5 separate regions of the Homo sapiens genome follow, and regions 2, 3, 4 and 5 are each linked to region 1. Evidence: read pairs that join two places in POLR2A ChIA-PET (ENCODE). Cell type or tissue: MCF 10A. All regions are shown on one strand. Each heading gives the region's core, and the rest is flanking DNA. Links, peaks and the distances in the headings are about the cores only.

The links. ChIA-PET counts read pairs that join two places held together with the same protein. Peaks named below come from ENCODE experiments on the same cell type or tissue, not always from the same donor. Only the 100,000 strongest peaks of a DNase experiment are listed, where the experiment ranks them.
Region 2: POLR2A ChIA-PET joins it to region 1 with 5 read pairs; 2 of 35 experiments call an interaction of 5 or more read pairs at or near these places.
Region 3: POLR2A ChIA-PET joins it to region 1 with 6 read pairs; 1 of 35 experiments calls an interaction of 5 or more read pairs at or near these places.
Region 4: POLR2A ChIA-PET joins it to region 1 with 5 read pairs; 1 of 35 experiments calls an interaction of 5 or more read pairs at or near these places.
Region 5: POLR2A ChIA-PET joins it to region 1 with 5 read pairs; 3 of 35 experiments call an interaction of 5 or more read pairs at or near these places.

Annotation. Positions count from the first base shown.
Region 1 is chr9:77,301,859-77,307,839 of GRCh38, reverse strand. It overlaps VPS13A (vacuolar protein sorting 13 homolog A), which reads right to left. Exons shown (of 72, transcript NM_033305.3): 34 at 4,778-4,925. Among named protein-coding and RNA genes, the nearest start is that of VPS13A-AS1, 130 kb to the right of the region's middle. In MCF 10A, for the core only: no CTCF peak of the experiment used is centred there; a DNase peak (open chromatin) is centred at 2,019.
Region 2 is chr9:77,373,399-77,379,379 of GRCh38, reverse strand. The region is part of intron 67 of VPS13A (vacuolar protein sorting 13 homolog A); the gene reads right to left. Among named protein-coding and RNA genes, the nearest start is that of GNA14-AS1, 71 kb to the left of the region's middle. In MCF 10A, for the core only: no CTCF peak of the experiment used is centred there; no DNase peak of the experiment used is centred there.
Region 3 is chr9:77,154,833-77,160,813 of GRCh38, reverse strand. No RefSeq gene overlaps it. Among named protein-coding and RNA genes, the nearest start is that of VPS13A, 20 kb to the left of the region's middle. In MCF 10A, for the core only: no CTCF peak of the experiment used is centred there; a DNase peak (open chromatin) is centred at 1,853.
Region 4 is chr9:77,162,072-77,168,052 of GRCh38, reverse strand. No RefSeq gene overlaps it. Among named protein-coding and RNA genes, the nearest start is that of VPS13A, 12 kb to the left of the region's middle. In MCF 10A, for the core only: no CTCF peak of the experiment used is centred there; a DNase peak (open chromatin) is centred at 3,972.
Region 5 is chr9:77,219,385-77,225,365 of GRCh38, reverse strand. It overlaps VPS13A (vacuolar protein sorting 13 homolog A), which reads right to left. Exons shown (of 72, transcript NM_033305.3): 11 at 5,285-5,412; 12 at 4,983-5,089; 13 at 4,010-4,181. Among named protein-coding and RNA genes, the nearest start is that of VPS13A-AS1, 44 kb to the right of the region's middle. In MCF 10A, for the core only: no CTCF peak of the experiment used is centred there; no DNase peak of the experiment used is centred there.

The sequences.
Region 1 (5,981 bases), core at 1-4,000:
TCTACCACACCAATTAAACATTTTTACAAACTGAATATTCAGTTTTCTAAATGACCATGTGCTCTTTAGTAGCTTGTGAAATATAGAACTAAATTAGGTGTTAATACCAATGAAGTTATGAATAAAGAACTATTTGTTATTAATGTACCAAATAATATAGTAATTTTAAACCTTTAAAATGAACTTTCAGTAGTTATCTGTCTACTTTGGATTTTTTTGGTTAGTAAGCACCTCATTTTACAAATGTAGAATAAAAAATGATACATTTGGTTTACCAAAAATTTTAGAGTTCACAATGTGTTTTACATGAACTATTTTATTTGAACCTCGAAAAAGTCCTAGGTCTATGGAATATGATCCTGAAATGTATTTATTTAGTTAGGTAGTTAGTGAATGGGTCTCATTCTGTCACCCAGGCTGGCATGCAGTGGTGCAATCCTAGCTCACTGCAGCCTCAAACTCCTGGGCTCAACCTCTGACCTCAGCCTCCCAAGAAACTGGGATTACAATCATGTACCAACATGCCCAGCTAATGCAATCCTGATATTTATATTTATAAGACACTGAAGCTAAATGGTTAATATGCTTAGGTCCACACATAAACTAGGAACTAACTCAAAGAGCTAATAATTTCAGGCCAGGTGTGATGGGTCACGCCTGTAAGCCCAGCACTCTGGGAGGCTGAGGCAGGCAGATCACTTGAGGCCAGGAGTTAAGAGAACAGCCCAGCCAACACGGTGAAACCCCGACTCTACCGAAAATACAAAAATTAGCCAGGCATAGTGCACACCTGTAATCCCAGCTACTCAGGTGGCTGAAGCAGGAGAATTGTTTGAACCTGGGAAGCAGAGAGTGCAGTGAGCCGAGATCGCGCCACTGCCCTCCAGCCTGGGCAACAGAGACTCTGTCTCAAAAAAAAAAAAAAAAAATAAAGAGCCAATTTCAAATCCTAGCTGTTACAAATTTAGTCCCAAATCAACAGCATAAGACCTGCCTTAATAGCTGTGATGGTTAATTTTGTATGTCACTTTGGCTCAGTCACAGTACCTAGGTATGTGGTCAAACATAAAATGTTTCCGTGAAAATATTTTTTAGATGAAATTAATATTTAAATCTCTAGACTCTAGGTAAATCAGATTACACTCCATAATGTAGGTGGACCTCATCCAATTGCTTTGTATTGAAGTTGGAGGCCTTCAATAAAAAAAGACTGACCTCCTCTAAGCAAGAATTCTGCCAGCAGACTGCCTTCAGACTCGAGCTCCAACACTACCTCTTCCCTGGATATCCTTCCTGCTGGCCTACCCTGTAGACTGACTTTGAACTTGGTGGCATCCGCAATCATGTACACCAATTCCTTAAAATAAGTCTCTCCCTTTTCCCTCTCTTTACACACACACACACACACACACACACACACACACAAACACACACACACTCTCTCTCTCTCTCTCTGGAGAACCCTAACACAACAGAAATAATGTAAAAAAGATCTTTGAGTTTGGCTCACTTCTAAGTTTGTCAAAACAACAAAAAGAATTTTTAGCTGTTATGACCCCAAGGAGATAATTTGAATCCCACAATATTTAACAAGTTTTACTTGTAACCAAGCTTTCTTTGACTGCATTTCAAAGATGACACACTAATTTAGTGTTTTAAAATTAAGTCCATGTGTACCTTATACATACTACTAATGTTTGGGGTTTTTTTTAAGCTTTCATTCCTTCATTCTTTATTCATGACACTTAGTTTGTAACTATGTAGCAGACACTGCAAAAAGAGTTCATATAATAAGATGAAAATAAATATTACAACTTCTAAACCATGTCTTCCAGTTAGTATCTGTCTATCGCATGCACCTCAAATACTGATTATTAATTGGCACTCTTCCTTCACTTTTGCCAGGAGCTCAGTGGAGGAAGTTCAAAGAACTGTAAGGATCCTGGGGCTGCTGATCTGCAGTATCTACATGTCAGGACAGGCTGTGTATGCAACCACTGAAAATCTGACAAGTCAGAAATCACAAGCTGCTCCACTTGGTCTGGATGCATTAGACTAAATGATTTCACAACCAATTCTAGCCTCTCCCTGGCACAGAAGATGAGGCCCAGGAGAGAACAAATATCTGGGCTCTGGGGTGAGCTGCAACAGCAGCTAACCAACTACTCAGGTGAATTAGAGTAAGGGAAGCCCCAACTTTACCCTAGAGGGTTGGCCTCAAAAGGCAGCTGGGCACTTGCAGATTGTTGGCAGCATCACCAGGACATTCTGTATGGATTCTACCTGGGAAGAGCATGAGAAAGCAGTGTCTTTGCTGCCCCACACAAATATGCCTAATAACTGGGCCCAGTGGGATAGCAACTGCCCCAGCATGTTGGGTGGAACATAATATTTATGTTTTATAAGTTTCTATATGTTTTATGAGTTTCTATCTGTTATCTTACCAATATAAATAGACTTCAAATATTTATCTTAAAAAGATAACTTCCATCTCCTACCCTGTAAGTTAAAGCAGCCATTATTATCTTACACACTAAGATTTTCATAATGCCATCATGTTTTATGCTCTGAATATACGTTTGACTTAAAAGTCTGAAATCTCGGCCAGGCGTGATGGCTCACGCCTGTAATCCCAGCACTTTGGGAGGCCAAGGGGGGTGGATCACGAGGTCAGGAGATCAAGACCATCCTGGCTAACACGGTGAAATCCCGTCTCTACTACAAACACAAAAAATTAGCCGGGCGCGGTGGCGGATGCCTGTAGTCCCAGCTATTCGGGAGGCTGAGGCAGGAGAATGGCGTGAACCCCAGAGGCGGAGCTTGCAGTGAGCTGAGATTGCACCACTGCACTCCAGCCTGGGCAACAGAGCGAGACTCCATCTCAAAAAAAAAAAAAAGAAAAAAAGTCTGAAATCTCTAAAATGATGGTTTTCTCATAATCAATAAAATTTTTACAGAAAGAAATAGAAAGGGAAACTGTGAGGTGGGGAGAAGGATTTGTTAAGTAGGTTTCTTAAAGAAACCTCCCAGAGCATATGTTGCTATCACTTCAGCAAAGCCTATGACACACTTTTGACTTTCATCCAGTCAAGGGAAAAAAATATGAACTTGTGGGCAGTTCCATGAGAGATCTTTGAAGCAATGTCAACCAATAAGAAAGTAAAACTAAGGTGGTGACACATTTGCCATTTTCATTTTCAACTTATGAATTCTTCTAATACTTTCTCTTCCTTTGTATAGATTATTTCATATATTTCCATGGCTTTAAATGCCATCTATATGCTGGTGACACCAAAATTAGTATTTCTAACCTAGATCTTTCCAATAAATTCTATATTAATATATCTAATTGACTACAGCACCATGCCTATTATTTGTGTCCTTCATTGTAGGGAAAAGAAAGAGAGATCAGACTGTTACTGTGCCTATGTAGAAAGGGAAGACATAAGAGACTCCATTTTGAAAAAGACCTGTACTTTAAACAATTACTTTGCAGAGATGTTGTTAATTTGTAGCTTTGCCCCAGCCACTTTGACCCAGCCACTTTGACCCAACCTGGAGCTCACAAAAACATGTGTTGTATGAAATCAAGGTTTAAGGGATCTAGGGCTGTGCAGGACGTGCCTTGTTAACAAAATGTTTACAAGCAGTATACTTGGTAAAAGTCATTGCCATTCTCTAGTCTCAATAAACCTGGGGCACAATGCACTGTGGAAAGCCGCAGGGACCTCTGCCCTTGAAAGCCGGGTATTGTCCAAGGTTTCTCCCCATATGATAGTCTGAAATATGGCCTCGTGGGATGAGAAAGACCTGACCGTCCCCCAGTCCGACACTCGTAAAGGGTCTGTGCTGAGGTGGATTAGTAAAAGAGGAAAGCCTCTTGCAGTTGAGATAGAGGAAGGCCACTGTCTCCTGCCTGCCCCTGGTAACTGAATGTCTCGGTATAAAACCCAATTGTACATTTGTTCAATTCTGAGATAGGAGAAAAACCGCCCTATGGTGGGAGGCGAGACATGTTTGCAGTAATGCTGCTTTGTTATTCTTTACTCCACTGAGATGTTTGGGTGGAGAGAAACATAAATCTGGCTTACGTGCACGTCCACTCATGGTACCTTCCCTTGAACTTAATTATGACATAGATTCTTTTGCTCACACGTTTTTTGCTGACCTTCTCCTTATTACCACCCTGCTTTCCTACTACATTCCTTTTTGCTGAAATAATGAAAATAATAATCAATAAAAACTGACGGAACTCAGAGGCCGGTGCCAGTGCAGGTCCTTGGTGTGCTGAGTGCTGGTCCCCTGGGTCCACTGTTGTTTCTCTATACTTTGTCTCTGTGTCTTATTTCTTTTCTCAGTCTCTCATCCCACCCGACTAGAAATACCCACAGGTGTGGAGGTGCAGGCCACCCCTTCACTTCATTAAATTTACCACAATTTATAACTATTTTAATTATGTGTCTGATTACTTTTTTACTATCTAACTACTACTATACCTTCCAGATCACCATCACCACCAACCCCTGCATTAGACTGGCAAGTTCCATGAAGTCAGAGACAATGTCATTGCTTCCTTGCCACTTTATCTCCAGTAATATTTGTTAAAAGAATAAATCAAGACCATTTTAAAATGAATTCTAGTTTAATATAATCACTATTTCAATTCTGACCAAGGTGATTATGTATATACAAATTCCACTCAAATGATGCCTTATGTCCCCAAGCAGTATTTTTCAACAAGCAAAACAAAAATTGATAAGTATCCAAAAAAAGTTACCTCCATTGGTTTCAGCTGAGCATTTACATTAAAACAAGGAACTTCCTGGTACCACTCCCAGCATAAATTTCGTTCAACCACAACCTCAAGATTTAATGGCAGGAGTAGATCCAGTACTTCCTGGTATGCATCATTAATAAATCGAGATCTATAAGTAGAGATAACATTCTTTTAAATTGTTTCATATACATTCAGGTAGTTAAAAAAAGATTAACTTAAATTTATCCTTTTATATGCAAATAGCAGAAATCAATAATTTGTTGGGTATAAAGGGAAAATATCTATCAGACTTTTTTTTTATCTGTCAAAATGAGTTGAGTGATGTTCTATCCCACTAGAAACCTGGGTGACTTACACTGAGCTGAGTGTTCTATATTATACAGAAATAGAGCTACGCACAGTAGCTTACACCTGTAATCCCAGCACTTTTGAGAGGCTGAGGCGGGCAGATCACTTGAGGTTAGGAGTTTGAGACCAGCCTGGCCAACATGGTGAAACCCCATCTCTACTAAAAATACAAAAATTAGCTGGCCGTGGTGGCATGCGCCTGTAGTCCCAGCTTCTTAGGAGGCTGAGGTGGGAGAATTGCTTGAACCTGGGAGGTGGAGGTTGCAGTGAGCCGAGATCGCACCACTGCACTCCAGCCTGGTCAACAGAGCAAGACTCTGTCTCCAAAAAAAAAAAAAAAAAAAAAGGGGAAAAATATGTATTTTTCGATACAATTTTGGAATATGGTAAAAAGTGCAAAAGTATATAAGTTGTAAGTTGTATAGTAAACCATTAAAATAAGAATTATCTCTATGTAGGCCAGGAGTGGTGGCTCATGCTTGTAATCCCAGCACTTTGGGAGGCCAAAGCGGGTGGATCACCTGAGGTCAGGAGTTCGAGATCAGCCTGGCCAACATGGTGAAATCCCATCTCTACTAAAAATACAAAAAGTAACCAGGCGTGGTGGTGGGCACCTGTAATCCCAGCTACTTGAGAGGCTGAGGCAGAAGAATCACTTGAACCCAGGAGGCGGAGGTTGCATTGAACCAAGATCATGCCATTGCTCTCCAGCCTGGGCAACAAGAGTAAAACACTGTCTCGGGAAAAAAAAAAAAAATATCTCTATGTAATTTGTAAACAAACATTATATAAGACATCATTATAAAAACATTTTAACTCACTGATTTAGGTAAGTAACAGAATATCACATATTCCC
Region 2 (5,981 bases), core at 849-4,848, 71 kb before region 1:
AATCCCAGTTACTAGGGAGGCTGAGGCAGGAGAATAGCTTGAACTTGGGAGGCGGAGGTTGCGGTGAGCTGAGATAGCGCCATTGCACTCCAGCCTGGGCAACAAGAGTGAAACTCTGTCTCAAAAAAAAAAAAAAAAAATTAGCTGGGTATGGTGGTGTGTGCCTGTAATCCCAGCTACTCAGGAGGCTGAGGCAGGGGAATCTCTTGAACCTGGGAGGCAGAGGTTGCAGTGAGCCAAAATCACGCCACTGCTCCAGCCTGGGTGACAAGAGTGAGACTCTATCTCACAAAAAAAAAAAAAAAAAAAAAAAAGGACTGAAAATATACAAGTATGATACCTGACCACATGGAAGAAAACTAGAAATGTGTAAATAAGAGAAATTTATGAAATTTACAAGTGTGTGGAAATTAAAACATAGAAGCATAAATAACAAAATGTCAAAGAAAAAAATCACAAAAGAAATTCACTACTTTGAAACAAATAAAAGCAAAAATACAACACACCAAAACTTATAAGATGCAGCAAAGACAGTGCTCAGAGGGAAATTTATAGATGTGAATGTCTACATTAAAAAAGAAGGTCTGAAATCAATAATATAACTTCACAAGTTGAGAAAGTAGAAAAAGCAAACTAATCCCAAAGCTAGCAGAAGGAAGAAAATAATAAAAATTAGAGCAGAGATAAAAGAAATAGAGAATAGAAAAAATAGAATCAATGAAACTAAAAACTGGTTCTTTGAAAAGGACAACAAAAATGACACGCCATCACTAAACTGACCAAGAAAAAAAAGAAGACCCAAATTATGAATAACAGGAATTAAAGAGGGAACACTACTACCAATCTTATGGAAACAAAAAATAATTATAAGGGAATACTAGGAATAAATACTATATAAGGGAAAAATAATTATATGAGAATACTAGTAAATATTTACTATGATCAATAAATATATATCAACAAATTAGAACATCTAGATGAATTGAACAAATTCCTATAAAAACTACTGACAATGACTCAAGAAACAGCCTAACTAGACCTTTACCAAGTAAAGAGAGTGAATTTGTCATTTTAAAACTCACCAGAAATAAAAGTAAGAATCAGACGGTTTCACTGATCAATTCTCCAAATTTTTTTTTTAATTAACATCAACGCTCCACAAAGTCTTCCAAAAATTTGAAGAGGAGGGAACACTTCCTAAATCATTCTGTGAGGACAATATTACCCTGATACCCATACCAGGCAAAGACATCACAAGAAAACCACAGACCAATATCCCTTATAAATATACATGCAAAAATCCTCAACAAAATACTATCAAACCAAATCCAGTAAAATATAAAAACGATTACACATTATGTCCAAATGGGATTTATCCCAGGTATGCAATATTAGTTTAAGATCTGACTCAATTAATGTAATATACTACATTAGTGAAACAAAGGAAAAACCAACTATCAACTTAATTATACAGAAAAAGCGTTTCATAAAATCTAACATGTTTTCATGATAAAGACACAAAAACCTATAGCTAACATCACATTTAATGGTGAACATCTGAAAGCTTTCCCCCTAAGATTAAAAGCAATATAGGCATGTCTATTCTCTCAGCACTTCTACTTCACATTGTACTAGAGGTTCTAGCCAGGACAACTAGGCAAGAAAAAAAGCATCCAGATCAGAAAGGAAGAAGTAAAGTTACCTCAGTTCTCAGATGATATACTCTTACATATAGAAAACCCAAAAGAATCCACAAAACCATTAGAGCTAATAAACAAGTTCAGTAAGATTGCAGAAACTCAAATATAAAGAAAAACAGTTGTATTCAACACACCAGCAATAAACAATCCAACAATAAAATTAAGAAAACAATTCCATTTAAAACAGCATACCAGCACTTTGGGAGGCCGAGGCGGGTGGATCATGAGGTCAGGAGATCGGGACCATCCTGGCTAACAAGGTGAAACCCCGTCTCTACTAAAAATACAAAAAATTAGCCGGGCGCGGTGGCGGGCGCCTGTAGTCCCAGCTACTTGGGAGGCTGAGGCAGGAGAATGGCGTGAACCCGGGAAGCGGAGCTTGCAGTGAGCCGAGATTGCGCCACTGCAGTCCGCAGTCTGGCCTGGGCGACAGAGCGAGACTCCGTCTCAAAAAAAAAAAAAAAAAAAAAAAAAAACAGCATCAAAAATACTTAGGAATAAGTTTTTAAAAAGAAGTATAAGACTCGTACATTACAAACTATAAAACATTATTGAAAGCAATTCAAGAAGACCTAAATAAATGGAAAGACGTTGCATTTTCACAGGTTAAAAGATAATACTGTTAAGATGGCTACACTCCCCAAATTGAACTACAGATTCAATGCCATCTGCATCAAAATCCTAGCTACCTTTTTTGTAGAAATTGACAAACTGACCCTAAAATTTTTTAGGTAACTTAATGACCATTTCTTTTTAGCCTCCTTTTCTGGGTCTTCCTCATTTCCCCAACTTCTAAGAGTTGGTGTGCCTGAAAGCCAAGTCCTTGGACCTTATTTTTCTCTTTTCAGTCTCATTCCCTTGGTGATCTCATCCAATCTCATGGTTTCAAATACCTTATTATAGGCTCACAAATCTTGAATTTTTACCTCTAGCTTGGACCTTTCTCTATACTTCAAACTCCTCTACTCAACAATAACGTGATGTCTCCATTTGGATGTCTAAGAGATATTTTAAGCTTAATATATTCAAAAGGAAATGTCTAATACCCTTTCCCTAAAAAGAACGACAACCTCACCCTTCCAGTACTACACATAAAAACTTTAGAATTATTCTTCACGATTCTCTTTCTTTCATATCCTGCATCCAATTTATCAACTAATGCTATTGCCACTATCTTTAAAATACATGCAGGACATAATCTCTAGTACTCTAATAGTCGAATCACCATTGTCACTCACTTGGATTACTGCAAAAGCCTTTTAAGTGTTGTTTCTGCCCTAATCCCCTGTGGTTACGCCTCAATGCAGCAGCCAGCTCACATCATTTCTCTGGCTTGAAACCTTTCAATGGCCTCTCATCTTAAGCAAAAGCCTAAGTCCTTACAGGGGCTTGCCGAGTTCTACGAGATGTGATTCCCCGCATGTTCCCTGGTAACATCTTCTTCAACTTTCCCCGTTCCTCACTCTACTCCAGGCAAACTAGTCTTGCTGTTTCTCAAATAGGCCAAGCACATTCTTGCATCAGGGCTTTTTAACTGCTGTTCCTTCTGCCTGGGACATTCTTCTCACATGGCTCACCCTTTACTTCTTTCAGGTCTCTCCTCAAATATAATCTTATGAGTTAAGCATCCCTGATCACTGAATATGTAAAATAGCAACCCTCCTCCCTACCATTTTGCATCTCCTTACCTCCTTTAATCTGCTTTATTTTTCTTCATGGCATTTTTCACCATTTAGCATATCATATATTTATCAGTTACTTATTTTTGTCTATTACTCTCCCACTAGAATGTAAGCTGTATGAACACAGGACCATTGCCAATTGTGTTCATTGCTGGTCCCTCAAGTGATTAGAGAAGTGTCTAGATCATAGACAATGCTCCCTAAAATGTGCTGAATAATTATTTATGTTTGTATTAGGTAGCTTGTTAACTCTATTCAGATAATTATTTACTTACTTTTATTTTGTCTTCCTGATCTATCAATTATTGAGAAAAATATTAAGTTCTTCCACCTTTGTTGTACATTTGAAAAGTTCTTACAGTTTTGTCAAGTTGTGCTTTTAAAAATTAAGGCTATTTTATGAACTGAGTAGAAGTTTGAAATTGTTACTATCTTCCTACTTAGTTCTTTTTATCATTACCTAATTACCTTATTTATCCCAAATAATGCTTTTATTGCCTTAATGTCTGTTTCACCTAATATTAGTAAATACATCCTCTTTACAAATAGGACAATATTTAATGCCAATCATTCTCTCCCCAAATTGCATTTTATTATGTTTTAATAATGTTTCCAATGTTGCTTTCATGTAGCTCAATTAGATTTATCCAATTTATATTTTTATCTTTGAATCTTGTAACCCATTCCTCCTTTTACTTTCAGTGTCTTTTTTCACAGGTACATCCTTCAATAGTTCTTAGTCTTTATTATTTTTTCTAAAAATGTTTCATTGTGCCCTCAATCCCTAAAGGTAATATACCTGGGTACAGAATTATAAGGTTTTAGATAAACAGAAGGTAATTCTAGCAGCTTTTGAAAGAAGCCTTCATATGTTTCAAATTCCTTACGTTTCATTGACTTTTGAGCTTCTCTGATGACTACGACTCAACACATTATATTTATGAAACTTAAAGTTACAGGTAGAGGAGAATGATTCCTTTTTCCCCCACCTTAATTCTAAATGCCGAAACCAGAAACACCCAATTATGGTAACCAGTATGAAATACTGGCTTAAGAGGAATAGCTCATATGATGACAATACATATCCCTATAGAGCAGAAAGCAAGAGAAAACACAAAGGAAAAAGATTAGGAAGACAGCCACCCACCTAACTTTCTAAGATGGGTCTAATTAACATTAATTTTATCATCTGTTATATGTGTTACAAATTTCTAAGACACAGGTAACAATAAAGAAACTACTAAATTTCACCCTTACACTAAATTTCATTTGGAGTAAAAAACAATGTGTATTAAAATTACCTGCATAAAGGAAGAGAAAGGATATGCATATACACTAGTATCCGCTTATCCACAGTTCTGCTTTCTGCAGTGTCAGTTATCCACAGTCAACTGTGGTCCAAAAATATTAAATGGAAAATTCCAGAAATAAACAATCCCTACATTTTAAATTGCATGCCATTCTGAGTAGTATGATAAAATTTCTTGCCACCCTGCTTTGTCCTTCCTGGGATATGAATCATCCCTCTGTCCAGCATATCCATGCTTTATACATCACCAGTCCATTAGTGACATAGTAGCTGTCTCAGTTATCATCCTGACTATTGCGGTATTACAGTGCTTGTGTTCAAGTAACGTTTATTTTACTTTCATTACAGTATATTGTTATAATTGTCTTATTTTATTATTATTGTTAATATCTTACTGAGCCTAATTTAAAATTAAACTTCATCACGGATATGTATGTACAGGAGAAAACACAGTATATATAGGGCTAAGTACTGTCCAAGGTTTCAGGCATCCACTGCAGATCCCTGCAGATCAAGAGGGACTACTATAACAACTTATAACAAAATAAGATAATAAAGGAAGGGTGAAGACAAACTGAGTTTGAACCAAGAAATACAAAATGCCATTCTTCATTTCATAAAAAGGATACAGATTATATTTGCTAATTTTATAATTGATATATAGCATTAATGTATTTAAACTAAGATAACTGAAAAGCTTGCTTAACTTGCCAAACTGCTCCTGCAAGCCTGCTAGGAATGAATGAAAAATAAAGGGGAACTTCATAAAGTTGAAACAATGCAATGGCAGCAACTTAAAAAATATCAAAATGAGTTTTTTGGCTGCATAAATGTCTTCTTTTGAGAAGTGTCTGTTCATGTCCTTCGCCCACTTTTTGATGGGGTTGTTTGTTTTTTTCTTGTAAATTTGTTTGAGTTCATTGTAGATTCTGGATATTAGCCCTTTGTCAGATGAGTAGGTTGCGAAAATTTTCTCCCATTTTGTAGGTTGCCTGTCCACTCTGATGGTAGTTTCTTTTGCTGTGCAGAAGCTCTTTAGTTTAATTAGATCCCATTTGTCAATTTTGGCTTTTGTTGCCATTGTTTTTGGTGTTTTGGACATGAAGTCCTTGCCCATGCCTATGTCCTGAATGGTAATGCCTAGGTTTTCTTCTAGGGTTTTTATGGTTTTAGGTCTAACGTTTAAGTCTTTAATCCATCTTGAATTGATTTTTGTATAAGGTGTAAGGAAGGGATCCAGTTTCAGCTTTCTACATATGGCTAGCTAGTTTTCCCAGCACCATTTATTAA
Region 3 (5,981 bases), core at 123-4,122, 150 kb after region 1:
AATCATGGTAATTTACTGCTATTTTGCATGTAGGAGGAAACCCTAGGGATATTTTTGTTGCAAAGATGCCAAGGAAAACTGAGTTATGTGGCAATTTTATAGTTCTAAGGAGAAGGTGTCAAAAGCTTACAAGAAAATTAGATGATACCCCTGGAGGTGTTAGATGCATTGACAAGTTCACATCTCCCATCTTCCTTGACATTTTTAGGTTAAGCCATATGATATTGCTGAGTGTCCTAGTCTAAAATAGTTGATTATCATCAGTTTCACATGGGTCAACCTAAAGTAATGAACTGTGGATTGTTATGGCAAAATGAGGAAAGATGACTTGGAACAGAATAGCTGAAGTGTTGCAATTAAGAAAAAAAGTTTTATTGACTTCTTTTAGTCTTGGTTAACATATATCCCCTTAACCCATTTCCCATTTGCCCTGAGAATACTGCACTGGCAGTGAGCTGCACATTTGTTTTCTAAACGGGGAATGGGTTAAGGATGGGTTGGACATATCCAGACTTCTCTCAAAATACTGACAGGCATATTAAGGTTCATAAATCCTCCTTGTAGCTAGTAAGTCAGACCAATCTCTACCTTAATGAATATTTACTAAGCACCAGTTGTGTCAGGTTATAATAGATATGGAGACACAGTCTTTCTTCAAGGAACATTGCATCTATGGGAAGGAAAGCACATGACCAATTGTGATGGTTAATATTCAGTGTGGACTTGATTGGATTGAAGGATGCAAAGTATTGTTGCTGGGTGTATCTGGGTGTTGCCAGAATAGATTAACATTTGAGTCAGTGGACTGGGAGAGGAAGACCCACCCTCAGAAAGACCCACCCACAATGTGGGTGGGCATCATCCAATCAGATGCCAGCACAGCTAGAAAAATCAGGTAGAAGCTGGAGGGTGCTGACTTGCTGTGTCTTCCAGCCTCCATCTTTCTCCTGTGCTGATGCTTCCTGTCCTTGAACATCAGACTCCAGGTTCTTCAATTTTTTAACTCTTGGACTTACCAGTGGGTTTGCCAAGGGCTTTCAGGACTTTGGCCACAAACTGAAGACTGCACTTTCAGCCTCCCTACTTTTTTTTTTTAAATGGATTCTCGCTCTTGATGCCCAGGGTGGAGTGCAGAGGAGCCATCTCAGCTCACTACCACCTCCGCCTCCTGAGTTCAAGCGATTCTCCTGCCTCAGCCTCCCGAGTAGCTGGGATTACAGGTGCATGCCACCACCCCCAGCTAATTTCTGTAGAGACGGGGTTTCACCTTGTTGGCCAGGCTGGTCTCGAACTCCTGACCTCAGGTGATCAGCCCATCTGAGCCTCCCAAAATGCTGGGATTACAGGCGTGAGCCACTGCGCCTGGCCAGCTTTCCTACTTTTGAGGTTCTGAGACTCGTACTGGCTTCCTGGCTCCTCAGCTTGCATACAGCCTATCGTGGGATTTCACCTTGTGCTTTTGTGAGTCAATACTCCTTAATAAACTCCCTTTCATATAGACGTCTATCCTATTAATTCTGTTCCTCTAGAGAACCCTGACTAATACACCAATTATGCTACAATATACTAATTGTCATGAAGGATGCATGTTCAATATACAACAGAAACCTGGAAGAAGAACCCACAACTGCTTGGGAGAAACAGGAAGCCTTCACGAAAGTGGATCAAAGTTGATTCAAATTATGGAAACACAAATAAATAAGGATCATTTCTATAGCATTTTCTCACAACATACTTGGCCAGAATTGGGTATTTTTCAAGATGACAGGAATCATAAATAGCTGATATTGCTGAAAGTTGTATCATGAGTGGGTAGAATGGCAAGAAGGAACTTGATCCCTGCCAAAGGAAACACTAAAGGACATTGCTGGGATTCCAATCATGAGATTGCAGCAGTGAGATATCCTGCCTAGACATGAGAGAAACCTGCCCTCAACCTTAAGAAATCACATTGGATGTAAAAGACAGGACCTTAAAAAAATAATAATAAAGCAAGCTCTATCTACAGGATTAAATTAACTGAGGGGACTCAAGCATCTCTTGATTAAAGGACTTCTTTTGCCCTTGTTTGAATATATCTTTCTTTCAGAAATATTTAAGGAACATTCCTGTGAGGGTAGGGCTTTTAGTCTTAAAAAAAATCTTCGTGATGCTCATTTCAGTTCCTTGTACTCAGTATGTTCCTCAGCTATCTCATTAGCCTTCCTTGCTTCAGGCTTCCACAGCCTCTCCTACGATCTCCTATGAGACATTTCAAAGTATAGCTGATTTCACTATCCATCTGTTTATTAGTTGAATAAATAATTATTTCTTTTCTTTTCTTTTCTTTTTCGAGGTGGAGTCTCGCTCAGCCACCCAGGTTGGAGTGCAGTGGTGTGATCTCAGCTCACCGCAACCACCATCTCCCGGGTTCAAGTGATTCTCCCATCTCAGCCTCCCGAGTAGCTGGGATTACAGGCACCTGCCATCATGCCTGGCTAATTTTTGTATTTTAGTAGAGACAGGGTTTCACCATGTTGGTCAGGCTGGTCTTGAACTCCTGACCTCAGGAGATCTGCCCGCCTCGGCTTCCCAAAGTGCTGAGATTACAGGTGTGAGCCACTGCGTCCAGCCATAAATAATTATTTCTATTTACTACTATGTGCCAGAAACTGTTCTAGGGGCTGAGGACACAAGTCAAAGTGCCTGCTCTCAGGGAGCATTTTCATTCAATTCTATGAGGTGCAATATCCTGACTTTGATTAGTCAGGTGAGATATGCAATTGACTTATTATAAAATCAATAATCGTTGCACACATCTCTTTCATCCAGTTCTATATGTTTATTAATACATAAGGGAACCAATAAGGATAAAACATGCTGTCAGAATTATGATGATTTTAATACATCTCCACCAATCTGGACATTTTTTTCCACAAGAATTTCAGTCAACACCATGCAAATCTGAGAAAGTGTTTATACCCAGTTGATATAAAGAAATGATTTAGCTGGGTTTATTTTTGTCTTACTAGAGCCCAATCCTTTTAAAGAATTAAGTAGTACGTGTTTAGTTTGGATACATATGGTTTAATACATGGATAATTTTGAAATTTCCCTTTTCAATATTATTTAAGACACTGAGTAATCACAAGTGCAACCATAATTTCCTATCGACCTCTACATTTCTATTTTCCCAAGTGAGCTACTTTAAAGGTTTATTTTCAGCTTTACAGAAGACATTAGACAAGTCTACTCAGGCACAGAAAGAGCATTGGGTGGGACCAGCAGAAAATATGGATATATTCAAATGCCATTGTTTTAAGTCAATGAAATAACATGGATCTGTAGTTAACATCCATATGGTGGACAAGCTTACCTTGGTTAAAAAAACAAGCTACTTCTGTTAACTCTGGCCTCAAAACTAATGAAAGTCCATAGCAATTTTTATCTCGATACCAGAATCATGAGGGCAGCAGGATGGCAGAGCAGCTGAGAGCCACTGCAAGGAATGCCAGGGCAGCTCTGTGCCAGTCATCACTGATAGGAGGTGAGAGACATGTTAAGGATCAGGAAGGTCTTATGGGAACTGCAGGAGGCAATAGGGAGGCACCTGCCTTGAAAGAAAAGACCTGCTTCCTTTTCCCTAGTTACTGAATATTACTGGCATCTGTCTGCCTGTAACACCTGCCCAGCCAAATATAATACTTGGAATGATCTTTGTTTACTCACTCCTGTAGTTATTACTCCTTTCACCTAAAGGGACAGAACACATTGAACTTATTACTTAGTTTGATTGTTCACAGACACTAATCCTGGTAATGGTGTAAATCTGTTCTGTCTTTGATCCAAGAACACACAACAAAGAGCCAGGAATATTTTTAGTTCTGACTCATTGAGATATGAAAGTAGCTATAATAAGAGCAATATGTAAAAGTTTAAATACATTAATTGTAACTTTATATCTATATAGCTAGGGTATAAGCAGGAGGAGGAGGAGGAGTCTGTAGGGCCCTATCCAGCTTCCTTTCAGGACCAAAACTCACCGCCCTCCCCTCGCCTTCCCCAGCTTCTGAAAGCTGCTGGTGGTTTACAACTGAGTTCCTCTCTGTTGCCCTGGGCAGAAAAGAGTTGACTCCCCCAAGCCAAATGCCCCCTCCCCAGGAGCAGCCCACATCTAATGACTGGTTAATGAAGGGGTAGAGGACTAGGCTCCTTTGTCTAGATATAGGACAACTTTTGAAAGGCTGTCCCAACTCCAGAAATTTTCTCTTTTTTTTCTTTTTATTATACTTAAAGTTCTAGGGTACATGTGCACGATGTGCAGGTTTGTTACATATGTATACATGTGCCATGTTGGTTTGCTGCACCCATCAACTCATCATTTACATTAGGTATCTCTCCTAATGTTATCCCTTCCCCAGTCCCCTACCCCCCGACAGGCCCTTGTGTGTGATGTTCCCTGCCCTGTGTCCAAGTGTTCTCATTGTTCAATTCCCACCTATGGGTGAGAACATGCAGTGTTTGGTTTTTCGTCCTTGCGATAGTTTGCTCAGAATGATGGTTTCCAGATTCATCCATGTCCCTACAAAGGACACGAACTCATCCTTTTTTATGGCTGCATAGTATTCCATGGTGTATATGGGCCACATTTTCTTAATCCAGTCTATCATTGATGGACATTTGGGTTGGTTCCAAGTGTTTGCTATTGTGAATAGTGCCGCAATAAACATACGTGTGCATGTGTCTTTATAGCAGCATGATTTATAATCCTTTGGGTATATACCCAGTAATGGGATGGCTGGGTCAAATGGTATTTTTAGTTCTAGATCCTTGAGGAATCACCACACTGTCTTCCACAATGGTTGAACTAGTTTACACTCCCACAACAGTGTAAAAGCGTTCCTATTTCTCCACATCCTCTCCAGCACCTGTTGTTTCCTGACTTTTTAAAAGTCAGAAATTTTCTTAGGCTCAGCTGAGGCCTCTGTTGCAACTTCTCTGCCACTTGAATTCTCCCTCTGCCCAGCCCTGTTTCCCTCATTCCCCTACAGGGGTTATTCCCAAGAGCACTCCCTGCAAATTTCCTGTATGCAAATCTCCATCCCAAACTGTTTTCCAAGGCAACTGACCTAAGACCACCTGTCCCAAAGGTGCAAAAATCAGTCATGAAGGAGAATTTTATTAAGCTGATTTTCACGCCCCTTCTGTTAATTGTGTAGTAAACCCTGCTAATCAGAAAACGGACATACCTAATTTTAAAAGAATTAGTATCACAGAGTTGTGGTGAACTAGGAAGTTCTTACAATATAGGTGAATAATCAGGAACTTAATATCATCCTGTGGAAATAGCATCTGAAATATATAGGTAACTAAAGTGGAGAAATTACCTTTCTGAGCCGTTTTGTAAAATTACCAACTATCTTGGGTTTCTTTGTATGTAAAAGGGTAATTTAGACTGTTTTGGTTTTAATGGCCTTTCTTTCTTTCTTTCTTTCTTTCTTTCTTTCTTTCTTTCTTTCTTTCTTTCTTTCTTTCTTTCTTTCTTTCTTTCTTTTATGACAGAGTCTCACTCTATTGTCCAGGCTGGATTGCGGTGTCATGATCTTGGATCACTGCAACCTCCACCTCCCAGGTTCAAGGGCTTCTCGTGCCTCAGCCTCCCAAGTAGCTGGGATTACAGGCATGCGTCACCATGCCCAGCTAGTTTTTGTAGTTTTAGTAGAGACGGGGTTTCACCATGTTGGCCAGGCTGGTCTCAAACTCCTGACCTCAAGTGATCCACCTGCCTTGGCCTCCCAAAGCCTGGGATTACAGGCATGAGCCACCCACTGTGCCCAGGTAATGGCCTTTATTTATTTATTTATTTATTTTTGAAATGGAGTCTCGCACTGTGGCCCAGGCTGGAGTGCAGTGGTGCAATCTCAGCTCACTGCAACCTCTGCCTCCCAGGTTCAGGCAATTCTCATGCCTCAGCCTCCCGAGTAGCTGGCATGTGCACCATG
Region 4 (5,981 bases), core at 1,676-5,675, 140 kb after region 1:
CTGTATCCTAGCACTTTGGGAGGCCTAGGCAGGCGGATCAGCTGGAGGTCAGGAGTTTGAGACCAGCCTAGTCAACATGGTGAAACCCCCGTCTCTACTAAAAACGCAAAAATTAGCCATACGGGGTGGCGGGCGCCTGTAATCCCAGCTACTCGGGAGGCTGAGGCAGGAGAAGGGTGTTAACCCGGGAGGCGGAGCTTGCAGTGAGCCGAGATCGCGCCACTGCACTCCAGCCTGGGCGACAGACCGAGACTCCGTCTTAAAAAAAAAAAAAAAAAAAAAAAAAAAAAAAAGATGGAAAAAAAGAAGAAGAGTAGTCTCTGTCAATTATCACATTTATATTCTTCGTAGATTATACACTCTGCTTTTTATATCCAAGGAAATTCTGAGTCAGATGCACCAGTTCGGTTTCATTAATGTTAAATTAGCTGATTCCAGCATCAGTCAGAGATTGAAATGTCTTCAACTTTCCCTTCCAGAAGGTTAAAAGAGCGCCATCTAGTGGATTTTTAAATATAAAATCCTTCCAAATCTGTATTCAAATTGAACTACTGTAATCATCGGTTTTAAAAGAAAACTTTCATTTTAAATGACAGTGATTATAAATCAATTATATATTTTATAAAATGAATCCTAAACATCCTTTCAACTAAACTTCAGATTTGAAAATCAAACTTAGTAATGTTAGCTTATGACATTTTTAACCACATATTTTTACTACTGAATTGGTTTCTCTTCTATTTGAATGTTAATTATGGCATACTAAAGATTTTCTTGCTTTTCATATCCTTTTAAGAAAGACTCAGTTGATTGCAGCTTTGTGGTATTGAAAACAAGTTTGGCTTTGTTTTTTTCTCAACATTATACTGTTAATGGACCAATTCTTAAACAAAGAAGGTTTAATTCTACTCACTGGCTATGTCAGACATTTGAGCTGGTCTATGAGGAAGTATAGAATTTGAATTTGTCCTTTAGTGTCCGTGGTCAATACAAACTGTTTGATTTTTTCTCTAATTGCATAAAATTCATCAATGCATTTGGAATGAAAAGAACAACATGAGGACTGCCTCAGCCTTAACTACTGACACCTCATCATCAGACTAGCGGGCCTGTAGACAATGTGAGTAGTAAAATTAAGTCGGCGTCTCTATGCAATCCTGCAAATGCATTTAAAAAATGGATAGCAATGGTCAGGCAACCATATGGGTTGATGGGAATACAAGTTCATAACTTCCAGCTAGATTGTCTTTTCACTCTTGTTTATTCTCTTCATTATTTTTCTATTTTGTTCCTTTTAGCTTGTATTCCTCAAATTCCCCCAAATGATCCCTCTTCACATTGAGATCGCTCTTCAAATACCTCCTAATTGAAGCAGCTTTCCTTAACTATATTCTCAAAAATAACACTATCCCTGTATCCCTCCTCTACTCCTTAGTATTCTTTTTCTACTCTGCTTATTTCTTACAGTACTTATCACTACTTATTTGCTTGTTTTCTGTCTCCCTCTGTAATAATTTCACCATTGATTCCATTATTTTACCTCTCTCTGTATCTGGTCATTTAACTTTGCAGCATTCCCCTATTGTGAGGGGGGCATTCCGCCTCATTCTTTGATTCTGCGTTCGTTCATGTGACTTGCTTAGGCCAATAACACATTAGCTGCTGTGATGCAAACAGAGCTTGGAAAGCACCTGCACAGTTAGTCTTTCTGTCTCCCTCTGGGCCATTGCAATGGAAACATGCCTGGCCTAGGCTGCTAGGCAATGAATGATACGTGGAGCAGTGCCAAGTCACCAAGATTGCCCCAGTCTCTTTGATTGGCCTAACCTGCCCCTTATGTTTTTCTTTTCTTTTCTTTTCTTTTTTTTTTTTTTGAGACGGAGTCTCACTCTGTCGCCCAGGCTGGAGTGCAGTGGCACAATCTCGGCTCACTGCAAGCTCCGCCTCCCGGGTTCACGCCATTCTCCTGCCTCAGCCTCCCAAGTAGCTGGGACTACAGGTGCCCGCCACCACGCCTGGCTAATTTTTTATATTTTTAGTAGAGACGGGGTTCCACTGTGGTCTCGATCTCCTGACCTCATGATCCGCCCGCCTCGGCCTCCCAAAGTGCCCTTATGTTTTAAGAATTCTAATAATGAGGTTTGTTTTTTTTTTAAAGGACACTGCATTTGGAGGTGGTTTGTTATATAGCAATAACTAGTTAGTACACCCTCTCATAGAATACAAACTCCCTGAGTGCCAGGAGTTTGTATTTTCTTTATTGCTACATCCCTAGCACCAAGCACCGTGCCTGAAGTAGATATATGTTGAATAAACAAATCGGATGAGGCAGGTAAGCCATATATTAGAGCTTAAGTAATAACTTTTCTGACCATCTGTCTTTTTATAGGGATAGATTCTTTAACATGGAGAGAAATGGGTAGGCTACTTATCCAACAGGCAATTCTCCAAAAATATTTTTTTTATCTCATTCAAGCTTTTGATAAGTATTAAGGAGTAGTGAGTTCAAGGTTACATATTTTACCAAGTGTTTTAAGTGTAACTATTTAAAGTGTGCAGCAAATTGCTGTAATGATCAACTCTAATGAGATGGCATTACAACTGGCTTCCTTTTTAGGATCACTGAGTAGCTCAACAATGAAATATATGAAAGCCAGTTCACCTCCATATAGAGGTGGGCTCAGGTATACCTTGTGACCAACAGGTCAGTTTGAGGTAGTTCTGAATTCAAGATGATGAGTAAGTTAGACATCAAAGTTCTGTGTCAAAGAGCATGGCTACAATATTTTTTAGATTGAAATTAAGAGAAAAAAATGTTGCCTTAGTCAATTTTCTGCAGCTATAACAGAATACCACAGATTGGGTAATTTATAAAGAACAGAAGATTATTTGGCTCACAGTTCTAGAGGCTGAGAAGTCCAAGAGCAAGGCACCAATGTCTGATGAAGGTCAACCCATGGCAGAAAGCATCACGTAGCGAGTCCACCAGACAGAAAGATAAAATAAAGATAAATAAAATAAAAAATAAAATAAACTAAAATAGGGTCCGCATTTAATCCTTTTGTCTGGAGCCCTCTCTCAAGGTAACCTACCCACTCTCTCAATAATAGCATTAATCCATTCATGAGAGCTCTGCCCTCATGACCCAGTCACCACTCAAAGGTCTCACCTCTCAGTCTGTCACAAATGGCAATTAAATTTCAACATGAGTTTCAAACGGGATATTCAAACCATAGCAGAGGTATTACCAAATTGTCACACAAGTTGTTTTTTTAAAATGTAGTAAAAAGTACTGACTAGGCACAGTAGCTCACGGATGTAATCCCAGCACTTTAGGAGGCCAAGGCAGATGGATGGCTTGAGGCCAGGAGTTCGAGGACAGCCTGGCCAACCTGGCAAGACCCTGTCTTTACTACTAAAAATACAAAAATTAGCCAGGTGTGGTGGCACATACCTGTAATCCCAGATACTTGGGAGGATGAGGCACAAGAATCACTTGAGTCTGGGAGGTGAAGGTTGCAGTGAGCCGAGGTCACGCCACTGCACTCCATCCTGGGCGATTGACTGAGACTCTGTCTCAAAAAAAAAAAAAAAAAAAAAGAAAAGAAAAGAAAAGAAATTTAATTGTCATTGTAACAGCGTTAGGAGGTGGGGCTGCCTTTAAGAGGTTATTAGGCCATGAAGGCTCCACCTTCATGAGTAGGTTTAATGCTTTAATAAAAAGTCTTTCAGTTGGGCTCTCTCTCTCTCATATGCCCTCTCACCTTCCACCATAAGTTGACACAAGAAGCAGACCCTCACCAGATGCTAGTACCTTGATATTGGACTTTCCAGCCTTCAAAACTGTGAGCCAATAAATTTGTGTTCATTATAAATTACCCAGTCTGTGGTATTCTGTTATTGCAGCATGAAATGAACTAAGGCACCACCCAACGATGATTAGCTTAGAGAAGTGTTGCTCAACTAGGAGTGATTTTGCTCCTCATGGGACATTTGCCAATGTCTTCAGACATTCGACGGAGGCCAGACATGCTGTTAAACATTCCACAATGCACAGGAAATCCTCCTACAACAAATAATTAACCAGCTCCAAATGTTAATAGATTGAGGTCGAGAAGCCCTGGCTTAAAATCTAATAATTATGTAAAACAAGGGAATACATTTTACTTAACTTGAATTAGGGGACAACAATTCTTAAAATTGGATATTTAGTCTCTCTCAGTAGCTGGGATTACAGGCCCATGCCACCATGCCTGGCTAATTTTTGTATTTTTAGTAGAGACGGCGTTTCGCCATGTTGGCCAGGCTGGTCTCAAACTCCTGGCCTCAAATGATCTGCCTACCTCAGCTTCCCAAAGTGCTGGGATTACAGGCATGAGCCACAGCTCCGGGCCTGAAAACAAGATTTCAAAGTTGTGATGTTATTAAAATACAGGATACCCTTAAAGTTTACTCTTTCAAATTTTTAAAAGAACTCAGCAGAAAGATGTGCAATTGATTTGAATAGACAATTCGTGAGAGAAATAAATACCTAATAAATGTATAAGAATATGTCGTTTCCAGCTAATAAAATATATCCAAATAAAAAACAAGAAAGTGCTTCTCACCTATAAAATTGACAAAGATTTAAAAAATTGGTAGCACCCAGAGTTCTGAAGGAAATGGTAAATGGGAAACTTCCAACCCTACTGATAGCAGAAGAAATTGGTATAATTTTTCTGGATGTCCATTCGACAGTATTTGTAAATAGCTTTTGGATTGTGCTTAACCTTGAGCCAAGTAGTCTATTTTTAGTAAATTATTTTAAAGAAAAATAATCATTTATTGAATTCTACTTCTGAGCCAGGCTCTGTAGTGCCACTTTATAGACATAAGTATTTAATCCTTACAACAACTTTGCAAGCAGATATTATTACCAACTGTTACAATTGAGGAAACTAATGCACAGAAAGTTTTAGCAATAAGCCAGAGATCAAACTACTGGAATAGTTTATACACAAGTCTGCCTTATTTTTAGGAAAAATGGACATATGTGCAAATCTGTAGGAATGAGGATGTTTACTGCATAGTGTATAATAAAGAAAAGTAGAAAATAAAGCTCATTATCCATTAATAGAGGAATTATTATGCAAATTGCATTCATTCAAATGATCATATACATTTTGAAAGAAAATGTATTTAGAATATCTTAAGTTCAAAAGGTTGGTTAAAAATAAAAGAGTGTTAACAGCCAATTTTTTTTTTTTTTTTCGAGACGGAATTTAGCTCTGTTCCCCAGGCTGGAGTGCAATGGTGTGATCTCGGCTCACTGCAACCTCTGCCTCCTGGGTTCAAGTGATTCTCGTTCCTCAGCCTCCTAAGTAGCTGGGCTACAGGCATGTGCCACCATGCACAACTATCTTTTGTATTTTTAGTAGAGACAGGGTTTCACCATGTCGGCCAGGCTGATCTCAAACTCCTGACCTCAAGTGATCTGTCTCCCTTGGCCTCCCGAAGTGCTGGGATTACAGGAGTAAGCCAATACATCCAGCCAACAGCCAACTTTTTTTGAGTCCTTGCTATGTGCTGAGAGTTCCAGATATTTGTTCAACTTGGTGGGCATTTGCATAGAAAATAGTCTGGAAGAACTTACACTAGGATGTAATAGTATTGTCTTCAGGTGGTGAAATCAGGGATAAGTTCTGAGTTTCTTTTATGTTTTGATGATCACTGAATTTATTTCACTGGGTATGTATTCCTTTTGTATTCAGAAAAAAACACCCTTTAAAACTAAGAGGGAGGGAGAGAGGGAGATGGGAGGAGACAGAAAAAAGTGGAGAAATCTTGCAAGTTGTACATGAAGAAACAAGTGAGTGGAGCTTATTCATATTGTTTTGATACACACATGAGCCAGGAGAGTGTGCTATGCTTCCATCTTTCTAAATCTTCTCCTTTTAAAGTAGTTTACTACAATTTCAAACCTGATAATCATATCTTTATTG
Region 5 (5,981 bases), core at 608-4,607, 83 kb after region 1:
GATGAGAGGACAGCTTAAGTCTGAGGGGTCATGGTGCCACTGCACTCCAACCTGAGTGACAAAGCAAGACTCTGTCTCAAAAAAAATCTATACAAAGATATATAATCGTAAATCCTTCATATTATGTGTACAGCCTGTATGTTATCATTAAGATACAGGCATACCTCAGAGATACTGCAGATTCAGTTCCAGATCACCACAGTATGGCAAGTGTCAGACAAATGTTTTGGTTTTCCAGTGCATATAAAAGTTATGTTCCTACTACATTATAGTCTATTAAGGGTGCAATGGCATTGTCTTAAGAAAACAACATAAATACCTTAATTTTAAAATACTTCATTGCTAAAAAATGCTAACAATCATCTGAGCCATCAACGAGTTGTAATATTTTGCTGATGGAGGATCTTGCCTCGATGTTGATAGCTGCTGACTCATCAGGGTGGTGATTGCTGAAGGTTGGGGTGGCTATTGCAATCTCTTAACTGAAGTTTGCCACATCAATTGACTCTTCTTTTCACAACTGATTTATCTGTAGCGTACAACGCTGTTTGATAGCATTTTACTTACAGAATTTCCTTCAAAATTGAAGTCAATCCTCTCAAACAGCAGTGCTGCTTTATCAACTAATTTTATGTAAATTTCTAATTGTCATTTCAACAATGTTCTCATCTTCACCAGGAGTATATTTCATCTCAAGAAACCACTTTCTTTGCTCTTCTATAAGAAGCAGCTCCTCATTGGTTAAAGTTTTATCATGAGATTGTAGCAATTTAGTCACATGTTCAGGCTCCACTTCTAGTTCTCTTCGTATTTCCACCACATCTGCAGTGACTTTCTCCACTGAAATCTTGAACCTCTCAAGGTCTTCCATGAGGGTTGGAATCAACTTCCAAACACCTGTCAATGTTCATATTTTGACCTCCACCCATGATTCACAAATATTCTTAATGGCATATAGAATGGCAAATCCTTTCCAGAGGGTTTTCAATTTACTTTGCCCAGATCCATCAGAGGAATGATAGCTGCCTACTTCATAAGGCAGCTATCATCTTACAAAATGTACTTCTTAAATAATAAGACTTGAAAGTTAAAATTACTCTTCAATCCATGGGTGGCAGAACAGATGTGGTGTTAGCAGGCATGAAAACAACATTCATCTCTTTGTATATCTCTATCAGAGCTTTTGGTGACTAGGTGCATTGTCTATTAGCAATAATATTTTGAAAAAAATCTTTTTTTACTGAGCAGTAGGTCTGAGCTTGGGTTTAAAATGTTGTAAACAGATATGTTGTCATCCAGGCTTTGCTGTTCCGTGTATAGAGCATAGCCAGAGTAGAGTTAGCATATTCTTAAGGGCCCTAAGAGTTTCAGAATGGCAAAGAATCACTGGCTTCAACCTGAAATCACTAGCTACGTCAGCATCTAGCAAGAGAGTCAGCCTGTCCTTTGAAGCTTTGAGGCCAGATATTAACTTTTTCACTCTAGCTAGGAGAGTTCAGATGGCATCCTCTCTCAGTAAAAGGCTGTTACATCTACACTGAAAATCTGTTTAGTATAGCCACCTTCATCAATGATCTTAGCTAGATCTTCAGGATCACTTGCTGCAGCTTCTCCATCAGCACTTTCTTCTTTGCCTTATACTTTTGTTATAGAGACAGCTTCTTCCCTTAAACTTCAAGAACCAATCTCTGCTATCTTCAAACTTTTCTTCTGCAGCTTCCTCACCTCTCTCAGTCTTTATAGTATTGAAGAGAATATGTTTAGGGCCTTGCACTGGATAAGGCTTAGAGGAATGCTGTAGCTGATTTCATCTATCTAGACCACTAGAACACTCTCCACATCAGTAATCAGGCTGTTTTACTTTCTTATCATTCATGTGTTCCCTGGAATAGCACTTTCAATTTCCTTCAGGACTCAGCTAACCATTGGGCACAAGCAGCCTAGCTTTTGGCCTATCTCTGCTTTCAACATGCCTTTCTCACTAAGCTTAATTATTTCCAACTTTCAATTTAAAGTGAGAGACGTATGATTCTTCCTTATATTTGAACACTTAGAGGCCTTTGTAGGGCTATTAATCGGCCTAATTTCAATATTTTATCTCATGGAATAAGGAGGCCCAAGCAGAGGGAGTCAGGAAAACAGCCAGTCAGCAGAACAGTCAGAACACGCACAACATTTATTAAGTTTGCTGTGTTAGAATAAAAACTTCAGCCGAAGTACATTTAAAAGATTTAATTAAGCAATGAACAATTTGCAAATTGGGCAGCCTCCAGAGCCAGAAGAGGCTCAGAGACTCTGGTGTAGCCACACGGTGGAAGATTTATGGACAGAAAAAGGAAACTGACATAGAGAAAATGGAAGTGAGGTACAGAAACAGCTGGTTTGGTTATAGCTTAGTGTTCACCTTATTTGAACACGGTTTGAACAACTGGCCACATGTGATTGGCCAAAACTTGGTGATTGGCACAAGAGTAGACTAGAGTCTGTTTATACTTCCATTTAAGCTATAGTTTATGGCGTACAAAGAAACCTTTTGGCCAAACTTAAAATATGTAAGGAGGCAGCTTTAGTCTAAACTTAATTTAACAGCTGTCTTATATGGATGCAGTTTGTGGCACCCCAAAACAGTTACAACAGTAACAGCAAAGATCACTGATCATAGATCATCATAACAGATATAATAATAATGAAACAGTTTCAAATATTGTGGGAATTACCAAAATGTGACACATAGACAGGAATAAATGCTATTGGAAAAATGGTGCCGACAGATTTGCTAGACACAGTGTTGCCACAAACCTTCAATTTGTAAAAAACACAATGTCTGCAAAGCACAATAAAGTGAAGTATGCCTGTATTTCAAGTAGACCCAGATACACTTAAAACTTGTTTTTAATACTTAACACTTTTCATAGTTGTCATAGCTATTGAAATAAGCTGAGATTAGCTAAATCTTTCATCACAGCTATCTTGACATACCCATAATTACTTTTGAGAATTTCATGATCAAACTATGTTTCCCCCAAGAGAAGTAACTACAACCCATTATTATTTCAGAATAACTTATTCAGGGTTCTCCTATCCAGACTTGGAGGACTCAGGTTATGATTCAAGACTAAGACAACCTGAACCCATCCCCCAAAGACTCTAAGCCCAGGCATTCCTAACAGCCCTAGGTCTTCAGAAAGTCTCCCACATTGAAAATAAAAGTAAAAGTCAATCTAATCTATAAATTAGAAATTCATTCTGGATTCAGAATGTTTACATTAACTTCAAGAGACTAACTCCCCTTAATCTCTCTAAGCTATAGTTCATCAATTTGTAAAAGAGTCCCTCTTGAAATATGTCATAATGCTAAAAGACAAGATTAATACAAAAATAATATCTCAAGATAGATAATTAAATGTAAAACTACTGGTAGAGACTAGAGATACCACAAAAATTAAGAGAAAAAGGGCTCTGTATAAGCAGAAAATTCAGAGACATTCATGCAAGCACTAAGACTTAAGTAGAACTTCAGGGATGAGTAGAATTGAGTAGGTAGAGAGATAAAGGCAGGTAGCATTTATGAGCATAGGCGTGGCTAAAAGAATGAGCATTAAATATACAGAGTACAGGAAACATTAAATTAGTGCATGGTCAGATTGTAACATAGGGAAAATGTAGTGGTGACACATAAAAGGCTTTGAAACCAACACAGAGAAGTTGGAATCAATGTAGCAAACACTATTTAGACTTTTGAGGTTAAAAATGACATAATCATACTATTTGCATGAACCCAAATTCCTTCCGATTGAGAATAATCTCGAATTTCAAAAGCTCACTGGAGAATTTCAACAAATCTTGTATTATTCAGCTGAAGTTAAGAACAGAAGCACAAAAAAGTCTAAGTAAAAGAGATGAAAAGGTCAATAAAAATTGGAATGAAAGGTAGGGAGTATCAGTCACTGAAGACCAATAAGGAGCTATGTAGTATAAAACACTCAACAATTTCATTTTAAATGCTAACCTCCAAAGACACGAGAAGTTCACCAGGTGGCTTCTTACTTGTTAACTTTTTTTTATACAGTTCTTTATATTGCTTCACTTTTTGCCTATGTTTTCTAATATGCTTCCATGACCACATCCATAACCTGGGGCAAACATTTACTTCAAGAACGCCATGTATAGCATAAGCCCACCTAGTTAAAAAAAGAAAAACATTTAACACCCTCAAATCAACAGTATGAAACATTACTGACATTGCTTCTACTCTAACAACATACATAACTATAATACAAAGATTAGGAAAATGATATATTATCTGAGTACTTCCTTTTTACCCAACTCCATTTGCATTAATAATCCATTCAATATTAATCTTTCCTCTTTCTTAAGTGAAAATAAGCAAAATCACTCCATTTTGTTAAATATAGTTCTACACAAGAACTGTTAAGGCATTAATTGGCAAATAACATTTAGTCATCTGAATAATAACTGAAATAGTCAACTGAAAGAGTAATTGTAACTTCTAGAAACTAGGGAATAGCTTAAAAACTGGAATAACAAGACTTTTGAGTTTTAAAATGGGATTATCCTGCATAGACTCCGTAACATTTTTAGCTTTTAAAATACAGGTTTAATAATATTGGTTCAGTGTATCTGATAGGGAAGCTGAGGTGGGGGTTGGGGAGAGACAATGCAAGAAAACAAACCAGGATTTGTTTTTGTAATAATTCTAAATATACTGACCCGTCCATAGTAAATGAAAACTATGGTATTCGAGCATCTCGAGTTGTAAACTGTGTTAGCAAGAATCCCTTAAATCAGTTTCATTAACTCAATAAGCTAAAGCAGCTACATATATTTCTAGCTATAAATCAATTATGGTTTGTATCAGACCTTAAAAATGGTATATCTTAAAGATTATTCTTGAAGTCGAGAAATTTATTTTTATGTTGTATTTTTAAAATCTAAAAAAAAAAAAAAATCAAGGCATTTACCATTCTCTGGCATGGTGGTGAAGAGGCACATCAGGTTTGAACTTCCTATATGGCAGATTTTGTGCCATCATATCAACTGATTCAAGAAGCTCCATAATACTGAAATACTAAAGAATGGAAAATTAAAGCTCTTAAATGTATCACATTTTTTTGTTCAATTGCTGAAGATAAAAGTTACATTACTGACTTTTTAGGGAAATGCTACCATATAACATCATGAATTTTAGTGAAACATTTAAAATCTTAGTTTTGCTTTTATCAAACAATAATTCACAATTGAAAATTATATTAAAGAAAATCACCTGTGGTTTATTAAATTCAATTGCTATGTTATGTAACTCAATTTCCAAGTTTATTTTGGGGGCAGAAAAGTCAAAATCAGATCGGCGATTCATCACAAGTTTGGCATTAGCAGATATGGGACGAAATACTGAAAAATAATAAAAATGGAAAAAAAACTGAGTTATATTTCCAAAGTCTCAAGGCAATAAAGTGATGAAGTTGAAAACACTGATTTCCATTTATTTTATACCCCTTCTACAGTTCCCAGATGTTCACACTGCCATGGTTCAGTCAGATGAACCATGTGTGGAGAAGATTCTTTATCTTTTTCCTACTTAAAATTCACTGTCTTCCATAAATACAATAAAGGCAAATTGAACTCCCCCTCAAAATACCAATATGATACTTAAAAGCAGAAACATTTTAAGAAAAAAAAAATCAAAAAAATAGTTTTAATACAAGTACACAGTTTTACAGAATGAATGAACATTAGAAATGCTAAGAGGATTAACACTGGTTTCCATTATATAATTATAATTTCTGAATTTCTGATCAATTTCTCTAGATCCATCTGTGTTCTTCCTTTTAATTGGTAAAAGGAGAGAGATGAAGAGTGAAAGTTTGCTCTGGATTACCTGCTTGGCTGAACCCATAATCTAAGATAAATTCCTCTCAACTCTTTGTGTTTGGTGCCAAAAAGAATAAGAACAATTCAGA